2 separate regions of the Homo sapiens genome follow, and region 2 is linked to region 1. Evidence: read pairs that join two places in POLR2A ChIA-PET (ENCODE). Cell type or tissue: OCI-LY7. All regions are shown on one strand. Each heading gives the region's core, and the rest is flanking DNA. Links, peaks and the distances in the headings are about the cores only.

Evidence for each region. ChIA-PET counts read pairs that join two places held together with the same protein. Peaks named below come from ENCODE experiments on the same cell type or tissue, not always from the same donor. Only the 100,000 strongest peaks of a DNase experiment are listed, where the experiment ranks them.
Region 2: POLR2A ChIA-PET joins it to region 1 with 6 read pairs; 2 of 35 experiments call an interaction of 5 or more read pairs at or near these places.

What each region holds. Positions count from the first base shown.
Region 1 is chr3:151,168,578-151,174,518 of GRCh38, reverse strand. All of the region lies in intron 11 of MED12L (mediator complex subunit 12L), which reads right to left. Among named protein-coding and RNA genes, the nearest start is that of GPR171, 32 kb to the left of the region's middle. In OCI-LY7, for the core only: no CTCF peak of the experiment used is centred there; a DNase peak (open chromatin) is centred at 3,208.
Region 2 is chr3:150,933,845-150,939,785 of GRCh38, reverse strand. The region is part of intron 2 of CLRN1 (clarin 1); the gene reads left to right. Among named protein-coding and RNA genes, the nearest start is that of MINDY4B, 31 kb to the right of the region's middle. In OCI-LY7, for the core only: no CTCF peak of the experiment used is centred there; no DNase peak of the experiment used is centred there.

The DNA of each region.
Region 1 (5,941 bases), core at 1,033-5,032:
AGTTAAAAACAGAAGAGATCTAATTCTGCGAGGAAACAAGACAGATAAGACAATCCTCTCTGAGTATTTAAATCAACTAATTTTTTACTTAGGTTTGTCATTTATTTGCACTTTAACAAAAAATGATTCTTCTAATCTTCAGTCAACGTTTAAGTAATACAAATGAAAAAAATAGAGGAGTTGTGAGAAATACATAATTGCATAACAGAAAGTCATACAGGGGCTGATCCATAATTTCAAAGTAAAATCTCTCCAAAAGTCCTTAACAAGTACATGTCTCTCATATTTAAAATACAGACTGAGCATCCCTATCTGAAAATCCAAAATCTGAAATGCTCCAAAATCCAAAATGTTCTGAAGACCAACCTGATGCGCAAAGGAAATGCTCACTGGAGTATTTCACACTTCAGATTTTCAAACTGGGGTGCTCAACTGGTAAGTATATAATGCAAATATTCCAAAATCTGAAAAAAGTCTAAACTCCTAAACACTTCTACTCTCAAATATTTCACGTAAGGGATATTCAAGCTATAATTAAAATATTATGCGTAATTTCCAAAATTCATCACTGTACAAAAAACTTTACTGCTTGCCTTTTATGAAGATCAAAGTAACATACAGATAAGAAGGAATTACAAATTTCTAGAAGATGGTGCTTTGTTCTACTCACTTGACAACCAAAAGCTGTCCAGTCAAGAACATAACAACTGGCATTTACTAAGTGCTTATCATGTACTACTACACGAAGTGGATTCTATTAGTAAGGCCATTGTACAGACAAACAGACTGACACTAAGGGAGATCTGAAGCCACTCAAATACTTGGGAGCAAAATGAAGACTGAAAATCAGGTCTGAACTGGCCTAAAGTCTATGGTATCCTACCAAGGCCAGCGTGCTCAACTTGAGGATTTGAATTTTCTAATTAAAATATTGTTTACTATGTTAAAATTGTCAAGCAAGCTTTTAAAAATTAATAGATTATTCCATCACATAAATGTACCAATATTCATATTTGGAAATTGTTGGTGAAAATTGTTCATGGCAATTACAAAGGTGTCTTCCTCTTTTTTCCAAAATTACATCTGAAACTTGTTACTTCAGCTATATTGTTCACTGAAATAAAATCATTTTTTAAATAAACAGTAGAAGAAATAGAACGTACTAGTTAAGAGTACCATTTGGATTGTACTGTTAATTGGAACTACTTAGGATTCCAATTCCTTTCTTCCACCAATGAGTTGGGTATCAGCCTCAACAATTTCTCATCCTCTCTAGCATTGGTTGCCTTGTCAAAAAAGTAAAAGATTTTTTAAAAAGAGAAAGTAAGAAAAAGAATAACGTGCATCTCACAGGCCAGGGAAAAACTAAATAAGATGACATAACACTAAAACAGGGCTCGTTGTCTAAAAAGAACACACACAAAAAAGTTAAAAAAAAAAAAAAGTCGCATAATACTCAAAAACAAATCAAGAGGCCCACTCCAATCTAAACAATGTGTGACAGGCCCTTCTCAGTGACAGCAAGTCTAAATAACTGGACACACAATTTTGTTTTCCCAACTATGTTACTAGAAACCAAACTTTTACTAACACATTATTTCAAAAAATAAGAAAATACTAGTTGTAAAAGACTAGCAACGCTTCCTTTGGGTGTCCAGTAGGAAATGTGTTAGCTTCTGAAGCACAATACACTTCTGGCTGGGCTGTGATCAGCATCAACAACATAAATTCAGCACACCTGGATCTCAACAGAAAGCCATCCATGCACATTTTCCTTGCTTGCTTGACTTTTGCCTTATTTGACTTTCTGCAGTCTTGGTTTTAGAAACTGACTTTTTTCCTTAAACAACAACAAAACCTAAGCATTTAAATGAACATGATTTCCTTTACAACATGGTCCTGCAGCTACCCCATCCTGAGTGGATCAATGCCATCCAACTGCCTCCCTACAGAGAGTAAAGACTTCATGAAAACCAGCAAATGTAAAAAGCCCAAAAGATCCTGGCTGTGCCTTATGATTAGTAGACTGCGTGATGGGTATCTGTGTGTGCCCACAGTAGCCCCAAGGGGCCCACTATGAGTCTCTGATCATATTCCTTCCAATTCTGCAGTTTTTAACTAACTCTATATACATCAGTCAGTAATAATAGCAGCTAGTGTTTATTAAGTACCCATTTACATGCTGGGAACTATAAATATTTGAATGGTTTATCAATCAAATATTTCATGTCATTTTCACATCGTCAGGAAATAGCATGCCCATTTTACAAAATGAGGAAACTGAGACTCATCAAAAATACGTGAATTGTCCAATGTCCCTAAAGAAATACACTAAACTGCTGATTTCACAGCAGAGAGCTCCCCTGTCAGCCACACCCCTACCTCTACCTGCACGTACTCTCTCCCACATCTGAATCTAAGCATTCGTCTAAGACTGATATATACAGATTCCATGACTGTATTCATCTCTACCTTTCCAAGCCAAATCTTATAGGGGTGCTTCCCCTTCCAGTTCACTGCCCGAGTAGCTTTTTAATGAGGTCTAAAAAATGAATTCAATAAATGCGACTGAGCATCTCCTGGGCCCCATGCATGGTACTTGGGGCTGATAATGTGCATAAGGTGAGGAGAAGAAGAAACATAGACCCCAGGGAAACGCTTGCAGGAAGACAAATGTGGAACAAGCCCAGCACTGACAGAAAGCGAGCTTTTGTCCTCTGGATCGTGGTGGTGAAGCAGAGTTCGCCAGCTGCACTGATACAAACCTGGCTGGGCCTGGGACACTCTGTGCCACAGGTGAGGAAAGCACATTTTCTAAACTTAGGGCCTTTGCCATTCAAAACATCACTATGAACTCATCACAACCTTTCAAAGAATTCTGCACGAATAGTCTAAGCATAAAACAAATCCAAACAATAAATATGTAAGTTTCCCCGTCTGGGGTGTGTGGTTTTAGCAGCAGGGAAGGAGGAAACACACATGCTGCTGCAGGAACACTCTGTCCAGTGCAGCCGGTTCCATCTTTTCATTACTCAGGATAAAGCTGGCTTCCTGGGACCCCCAAAGAGAGAAGTGAAAAGGCAGCTCTTCCTGCCACCTTTAGCCTGTCCCTTCTATCCATGTCCTTGAGGCACCCTAAAGATGCAGCTGCCTCCGTGCTCACACTCATCCCAAACAGAGAGATGCCAAGAGGAAGGAAGTGGTCTGAGGCCTCTGAAAAGCAAAGAGAGCAACTCCTCCTCCAGCTGCTCAGAGGTGAGGTCACAAGTGACAGGCTCAGTGAGCATGTGGAAACCAGGGGTCCCACTGTCCACATAACGACTCCTTTGTGTGGATGTCAGGATTTGCCACCTCCATCACCCAGACTAGAAATGGCTCTGAAACACTAAACAAGCAAATAAGTGAGTACATGTTGTAGAAGACATGTACCAGGAATTGAAAAGTGACAAGCATCTGAGTGAATATGGCCAGCAGACACACTGCCTGGCTGCACAGTATTTTAAAATCAGGAAAGTTTACATGCAGATCTTGACATCCAGCTTCTCTTGAAATGTTGGATGATCAGGGAACAGTGGATCCCAAGCAGAATCTAAGAATTTGAGAGGCTTCCCTCTTCAGACAGGGTCTGCCCACTTCCCAGACACCTCAACCCCCACCACCTCCAGGCTGCCTTATACATAGCATCCCCCGACTCATTCCCACTACCTGCCTGGCCACTGTGGGACATGAGCCCTGACCTCAGTATTACCATCTTTATATCTCACACTACTCTGAATGGAAAACTAAGCAGCACAGATCTAGAATAAGGAAACACTCAGGTTTTTGAGATTTTTATTTTCACCTCCCTTGCCATTATACCCAAAAGCCCAGACACAGAAACAGTGGCCAAGGAAATGGGGCGGTAAAGGGCAACAGGGAGGGAGAGTAAAGAATTAGCACATTCCAGGCCAGGTGCAGTGGCTCACGCCTGTAATTCTAGCACTTTGGGAGGCTGAGGTGGGTGGATCACGAGGTCAAGAGTTCAAGAACAGCCTGGCCAACATGGTGAAACCCCATCTCTACTAAAAATAGAAAAATTAGCCGGGCATGGTGGCAGGCGCCTATTAATCCCAGCTACTCGGGAGGCTGAGGCAGAGAATGGCTTGAACTCAGGAGGCAGAGGTTACAGTGAGCCAAGATCACGCCACTGCACTCCAGCCTAGGTGACAGAGCAAGACTCCATCTCAAAAAAAAAAAAAAAAGAAAAAGAAAAAAAGAAATAGTGCATTCCATGTGGAATCAGTGAAGGCACACCACATAGCCTGGCACACCCCAATGTGGGCACAGAATCAGCTCCTACTCCCACTCTCATGACCACAGTCCAACCACAAGGCAGGGCCCAGGCCTCGGATGCCTTCATCCCATGCACTGCAGTTTTCAACAGGCTTTCACCAATACTGAAACTGATTACACACACAAACTTCTCCCATTTAGACAGAAGTTCTCCCCTCCCTACAAGGAAGTAGAGAGGACTGCATTTCCCTGTCGCAGTTCCAGAGAAAAGGGAATTAAGGAATCAAGGAGGGTGAAATTCAGGTTTTCCCAACAGATGTGAAGAAGCAGGCTATGCAACCTGGGGCCTAGGCCTACCTAGACACGACTTCTAGTAACAGCAAACCTCCAACCTATTGCAACTACAGAAGTTGATCATGTTTTATCTATCGTGCTATCTAAATCCTGAATGAATTATGAAAACAAAAAAGGGGAAGTATATTTTAAAGAAGTGAGACCAATTTCTGAATCCTAACCACACGTAACTCCTTATCAGAGAACAGCATCATCACATTAGTTCTTCCAGTATAATACTAATAATTGCTATATTATTATTGTTAACAATTTTTAAAACATATTTGTATAGTGCCTTATAATTCTCAAAGTGTTCATGTTTCCTTAGAGAAAAAAAGGGCAAGTACTCTATGCCTACTTAACCAGGAAGGGCACTATTGCACAAAGCCTTGAGTAACTTACTCAAGATCACCAGCTGATCAGTTAACATGATGCTGCAGCACATGCATGAATTCCAGAAATACGCAAAGTGACTCTGCAGTCAAGAAAACAGGGCTGGGCACGGTGGCTCATGCCTGTAATCCCAGCACTTTAGGAGGCCAAGGCGGGTGGATCACTTGAGGCCAAGAATTAGAGACCAGCCTGGCCAACATGGTGAAACCCAATCTATACTAAAAATATAAAAATATTAACCGGGCGTGACGGCAGGGCACCTGTAATTCCAGCTACTTGGAAGGCTGAGGCAGGAGAATTGCTTGAACCCAGGAAGTGGAGGTTGCAGTGAGCCAAGATCACGCCACTGCACTCCAGCCTGGGAGACAGACAGAGACTCCGTCTCAAAAAAAAAAAAACAAAAAAAAAAAAAAACAAAGAAAAAGAAAACAGTAACCCCTGTTAAGGAGTAAATAGAGAGATAAAACTTGATTACATATACATATATACCTTGATGCATATACCATACATACAGATACCAACGACATATTTTAAAAATTAATTTAGTCCAGGCACACTGGCTCACACCTCCCAGCACTTTGAGAGTCCAAGGCAGATGGATCACTTGAGGCAAGGAGTTTGAGACCAGCCTGACTACAAATAGAAAAATTAGCTGGACACAGTAGTATGTACCTATAATCCCAGCTACTGGGGAGGCTGAGGCATGAAAATTGTTTGAACCTGAGAGGCAGAGGTTGCAGGGAGCCAAGACAGTACCACTGCACTCTAGCCTGGGCAACAGACTGAGACTGTCTTGGAAAAATACTAATAATAATTTAATGTTAAGTATTACAGAAGGATCCATCTATTTTGTTATCCTTTTTGCCAGACTATTAAGAAAAGGTGACCAATCTGAATTATGGGTTGAAAACGTAGTTTTCATCAAGTCTTTCTGAAGTTGAGT
Region 2 (5,941 bases), core at 760-4,759, 230 kb after region 1:
CATCCAAAACCAAACAGGTGGATCCGGGTGGTGTGCTGTTTTACTGATGACCATTACACAGAATTTTAACAGAAGGAATGTAAAGCAGTGGTTCTCAAACTGGAGTTCCCAGATGAGCAGCGTCTGCATCATCTGGAAACCTGATAAAGCAGCAAATTCTCAGGCCCTACCCCAGACCCACTGAATCAGAAACTTGGGGGTCTGGGGGAAGATGGCCATCTGTATTTTAACAATCTCCCTTCAGGAGATTCTGAGGCTGGCTCAAGTTTGAACTACAGGTAGTTGGTTCAACAGGTGTTGGTGGACTGACAAACAAAAAGAGACTCCGAGGTAACTCCAAGATGGTAATGTCAGAAAGCAGCTACCACCCCTAGGGCTTGGGGGAACCAACAAAAGAGTTTGGCATTGCCAGAACCTAGAATCTTGAGGAGAGGCCCCAGAGCATTGTGTCTCAGACCTTGAGGACTTGGCACTGGGACACCATGAGGGGTTTCTGGGTGTGGGAAAGGGCTGGAAACTCCCCAGTTGCTGCCACCAGGGAGAACTACAAGTGAAGTGGAAGGTGTGGGCCTTTCTCCCTTTTCTTTTCTCGTCTTCTCTCTCCCCCTGGTGCTCATGTTTGACAGAAAACAGCTGAAAAGGCAGAACTAGTTTGGGGAGTCTTGACCTGGCATCATAAAGCAGAGAAAAGCAAAGCTGGAGTGAAGGTGAGACACAACAGCTCATTAGCAGCAACAGCCGTCTAGCGCTCCAGCTTCTGAATGAAATTCTGAAGAACAGCGCACTTGGAAGACAAATTATTTGACAGTTCTGACAGACGACCAAACTAACAGCATTTGAAAAGCAAGATGACTCAGAGAATACAGAATTTAATCCAAATCCCAGATCCTATCTCTGCCTTTGGCCAGGCCTAATGCAAGGAGAACCTGAGCACACAAATATATGCAGGAATGATCAGGACCTGTGCCTGCATTCTATTCTGTCTCACCCACCTTCAAATTTGTTGTAAAAACATGGGCTCAATAAAGGTTTGTGAATCAGGGAAGGAAGAGAAGGGGAGAAAGGAAGGGAAGGAGCCAGCTCCAGATCTGTGTCTTGCAGAGGATAAAGGCCAGTGTTTTTAGATCACCCAGTGTTTTTCTAAGCCCCCAATACTTATTTTGAAATATCAAAATGTTCAATAACTAAAAAAAAAACCGTTACAACAATAAAACATGTTTGAGGGTCAGATGGACTGGCAGTTTGTGACCTCTGGGGATAAACAGGTCACTTTGGAATCACAGACTTCCTCATTCCCCTTAAATCTCATATGGTACCCAGAAGCCCTTGGAACTTTGGAAGGTGTTTATTCACAGTTGTAATGTCCATGCAGACCCTGGCTCTAAGACCCAATTGTGTAAGGGTAGGTTTGTAGCCCTTATCCCAAACATTCTAAGTGTGAGCCAATGCGTCACACACTCAGAGGCCAGAGACTGTATTGGGGTCCTTTATTTCACGTACGAGTCACATTCCATTAAGAGACCCCAGAAGTCAGCTCTCTTCCACTGACTGGTTCTCTTCCCTTGTTTCTCTTGCCAATGTGTGCTGCCCAGGTGGCAGTGCTCACTGTCAGCAGAGAAGAAAAATGCTTTCCTCCTTGGACCTCTTTTCTCTTTTTCTCCTCCCTACTCACATTCAGGTTCCCTAAGCTTCCCCGCTCCTTGTGCTGAAGTCATTCTATGGTCATTTCTTCAACTGTCTACTTCCCTGCTGGATGGGCACCCAAGACTTGGCATCCTGGGGCATGTAGAAAGGGGAAAGGGAAGGGAAGGGAAAAGAAGTCCTCCCAATTGTCTATCTGGACCTTTCCACACTGCCCAGAGTACTGCTATGGGCATCTCCTTATGTCTCCCGATGTGGTGCATGCCAGACCCTGCAGGTAGAAAAGGAAAGAAAGCAACCCATTGGACCAGGCCAGCAAAGGCTTCAGTCACACAGCTGGCTCATACTTATGGCTTCATATTCTGTTGCCTCTTGAACCAGACATTTCTTCCACTCTCATAACCTCCAGTTTAGCTCGTATTCCTCAGCATTCTCCATGTAATATTGTTGCATGAAACCCATGCAAGTCAGCCAATTTGCTCTTTCTCATCTTGTCATTTATAAATTGATGCTGAGAAGTCTTTTTCCCAAGGTTTTTAGTAATACCTTCATCATCCCCCATAGTTCATTTTGGGCAGTGATTCGCTTCTTTGACTGTACATTAGAATCATCTGAAGAACTTTCTAAAACTACTGATCTCAGGTCTCACACAACACTAATTAAATTATAGTCTCTGGTGGGGTAGGGCTTGGGCACTGCTATTTTACCTTAAGCTCTCTGGAGTCATTCTAATTTGTAGCCAGTGCTAAGGGTTGCAATATAAGTGAATATATTTCACGTATTTGTCAAACATTGACTGAGTGCCCATTATGTGCCAGCCATTATAATAGGCACTGGTGATCCCACAGTGAATCAGGCACACAATGCTGTCTTCACGGAGCTTGTTGTCTAGTGGGAGAGTCAAACAAAAGTGTATATCAATAATTAAGTGATTACAGATTGCAATAATTACAATAAGGGTGATAAACAGGTTGCTATAATATACAATAGTATTGCCTTTCACCAGACATTTCTTAAAGAGGTAAATCATCTATCAGACACCTTTTAAAAATCTCATCTAATTTCAAAAGTGTACATAAATAATTAAGTGATTACAGTTTGCAATAATTACAATGAGGGTGATAAACAAGTTGCTATGAAAGAGAAAGATAGCAGAGATCTGGCTTTGAGATGGTGGTCAGGGAAGACTGCTCCAATAGCTGAGTTCTAAAGCTAAGAAGGAACTGAGAACCTTCACAGAACGTCCCAAGTAGAAGAGAAAGCACACTGAAGACTCTAGGGAAAGAGGTCTGCTTGTTGTAGGAACCGAAAGAAGGCCAATGTGGCTAGGTGCTGGGTAGTGAGGGGAAATGGCACAAGGAAAAAATGAGGTTAGAGAGATCAGTTGATACCAGTTAATGTTGGACCCTAAACATTAACCATGGTAAGTCTTTTAGAATTGATTCTAATTGCAATGAAAACCTTTTGAAAGATTTTAAAAAGATATCTGATAGCTGATTTACCTCTCTAAGAAATGTCTGGTGAAAGACAATACCATCACATTGGAGATGGAAAAAGATGAATGGATTCTAAAAACATTCTGAAAGTACATTCAAAATGTTTTTCAGGTAGCTTATGCAACTAATAAATAGTGGTGGCATTCTGGGTAAGACAAGGGAGGAGCAGGCTTGCAGTTTAGGGCAAGAAAGGGGTGGGGAGAAGAGCTCAGCACTAAAATCATGTGTTCCATTTGGGGCACATCGAGTCTGAGTTGCTATGAGACCACCAAGTGGAGATGCCAAGTAAATAGTCAGTTACATGAATCTGGAGTTCAGTGAAGAGGTCTAGAAGAAAGATGTATATTTGGGCATTATTCGGATATAGATATTATGTAAAGCAATAAAATTGGATGAGATCACCTAGGGAGAGAATGCACATAGATAAAAACTGACCTAGGACCACTTCATGTCTAAAACACCAAAAGCAATGTCAACAAAAGCCAAAATTGACAAATGGGATCTAATTAAACTAAAGAGCTTCTGCACAGCAAAAGAATCAGAGTGAACAGGCAACCCACAAAATGGAAGAAAATTTTCACAACCTACTCATCTGACAAAGGGCTAATATCCAGAATCTACAGTGAACTCAAACAAATTTACAAGAAAAAAACAAACAACCCCATCAAAAAGTGGGTGAAGGACATGAACAGACACTTCTCAAAAGAAGACATTTATGCAGCCAAAAAACACATGAAAAAATGCTCACCATCACTGGCCATCAGAGAAATGCAAATCAAAACCACAATGAGATACCATCTCACACCAGTTCAAATGGCAATCATTAAAAAGTCAGGAAACAACAGGTGCTGGAGAGGATCTGGAGAAATAGGAACACTTTTACACTGTTGGTGGGACTATAAACTAGTTCAACCATTGGGGAAGTCATTGTGGCGATTCCTCAGGGATCTAGAACTAGAAATACCATTTGACCCAGCCATCCCATTACTGGGTATATACCCAAAGGACTATAAATCATGCTGCTATAAAGACACATGCACATGTATGTTTATTGCGGCACTATTCACAATAGCAAAGACTTGGAACCAACCTAAATGTCCAACAATGATAGACTGGATTAAGAAAATGTGGCACATATACACCATGGAATACTATGCAGCCATAAAAAATGATGAGTTCATGTCCTTTGTAGGGACATGGATGAAGCTGGAAACCATCATCCTCAGCAAACTATCGCAAGGACAAAAAACCAAACACCGCATGTTCTCACCCATAGGTGGGAATTGAACGATGAGAACACATGGACACGGGAAGGGGAACATCACACACTGGGGACTGTTGTGGGGTGGGAAGAGGGGGGAGGGATAGCATTAGGAGATATACCTAATGCTAAATGACGAGTTATTGGGTGCAGCACACCAGCATGGCACATGTATACATATGTACCTAACCTGCACATTGAGCACACGTACCCTAAAACTTAAAGTATAATAATAATAAAATAAAATAAAATAAAAAAACAAAAATTGATGTAGGACCAATTCCTGAAGAACACTGACAGTTAATTTTTTGGTTTAGGAGGAGGAGAAGCCAGCAAACGACACTGAGTAGCAATATCCAAAGAAAAAGAGGAAAAAGGAAAACTGGGAGATTATGAGTGTCCCAGAGGGAATGTTTCAAGATTACCATCAGCAGTGAGCTTTGTGTAAAGGTGGCCTCCTGTAATAGAGGTGCGGGCAGGAGAAGGCAGAATAGGGAAAAGGGGGTGAAAAAGCTTCCCTCAAGATTTATAATACAGTGGAAGAGAGAGACAGAGAGAGAGAAAGAGAAAGAGAGAGAGAGAACTTAAGGAGGTAGAGGAAGAGAGAGAACCAAAAAAGAGGGAGCTGAGTATAGAAGCAATTAGATTCATAGTTTTTAGTTGCGGCAGTGATATTTGAGTGGGGGCCTTTTATATATTCCATTCTAGGTGTTTCCCAGTTGATGGGAGAGGGTCTTACCTAGATCTGCATGTAAAAGGGAGTAGGCCAGCTGGCAGACTTGACATGGATCAGTGGTAGAACATCCTAGCAGTTCTGTGAATACTCTCTGAGAATGACATGAAAGGTATTGGTTCAGGCCTTTTGGAGGTGATAAAAACCACCAAAATGTGGACTTATTGCAAATTGTATTTGTTACCATTTGCAATGATTATAATTATTCTCTTATATATAGGCTTTCTTACATATAGCTTCTCTTACACATAGCGTCATGAGTTATGCCTTCTCTTACATATAGTGTCTGCTATGAGTTATGCCAAGCAGGGCAAACAAAATTGCTGCCTTTCTTTAAAAAGAGGACGCTCCTAGTATGGGCCTAATTAATTATGATAATTACAGCTATGGCATGGAACATAAGCACATTCATATACACAAAGACAATAAAATAAAGAACAGTTCAAAAACAGAACAGTTACATTATATATCAGTTTCAGTATGAATAATACCCTGGACTCTGAAATATGTCTGGGGCACATTATTCTGTAATTGGTGGTGAAAAAAAATCTGCATCTTATCTCTACGCCAATCCTTATGAAGGAGCTGTTTTTCAGGAGTTCGAGAAAGAGACACAGGGATGTCCAGTCATCAAAGCCGCAGAGCCTGAGGAAGAATAAAGGATTTGTGGCAGGAAAACCCAGTAATGAATGTATTCTGCTAGTTTCTCAGCATAGAACTTAGAAAAGAGGCCACAGAAGGAAAAGAGAAGTAATGTTAGACAGCTGATGTTGGCAATGGGCAAAGAATTTCATTCTCATATGCAGGGCA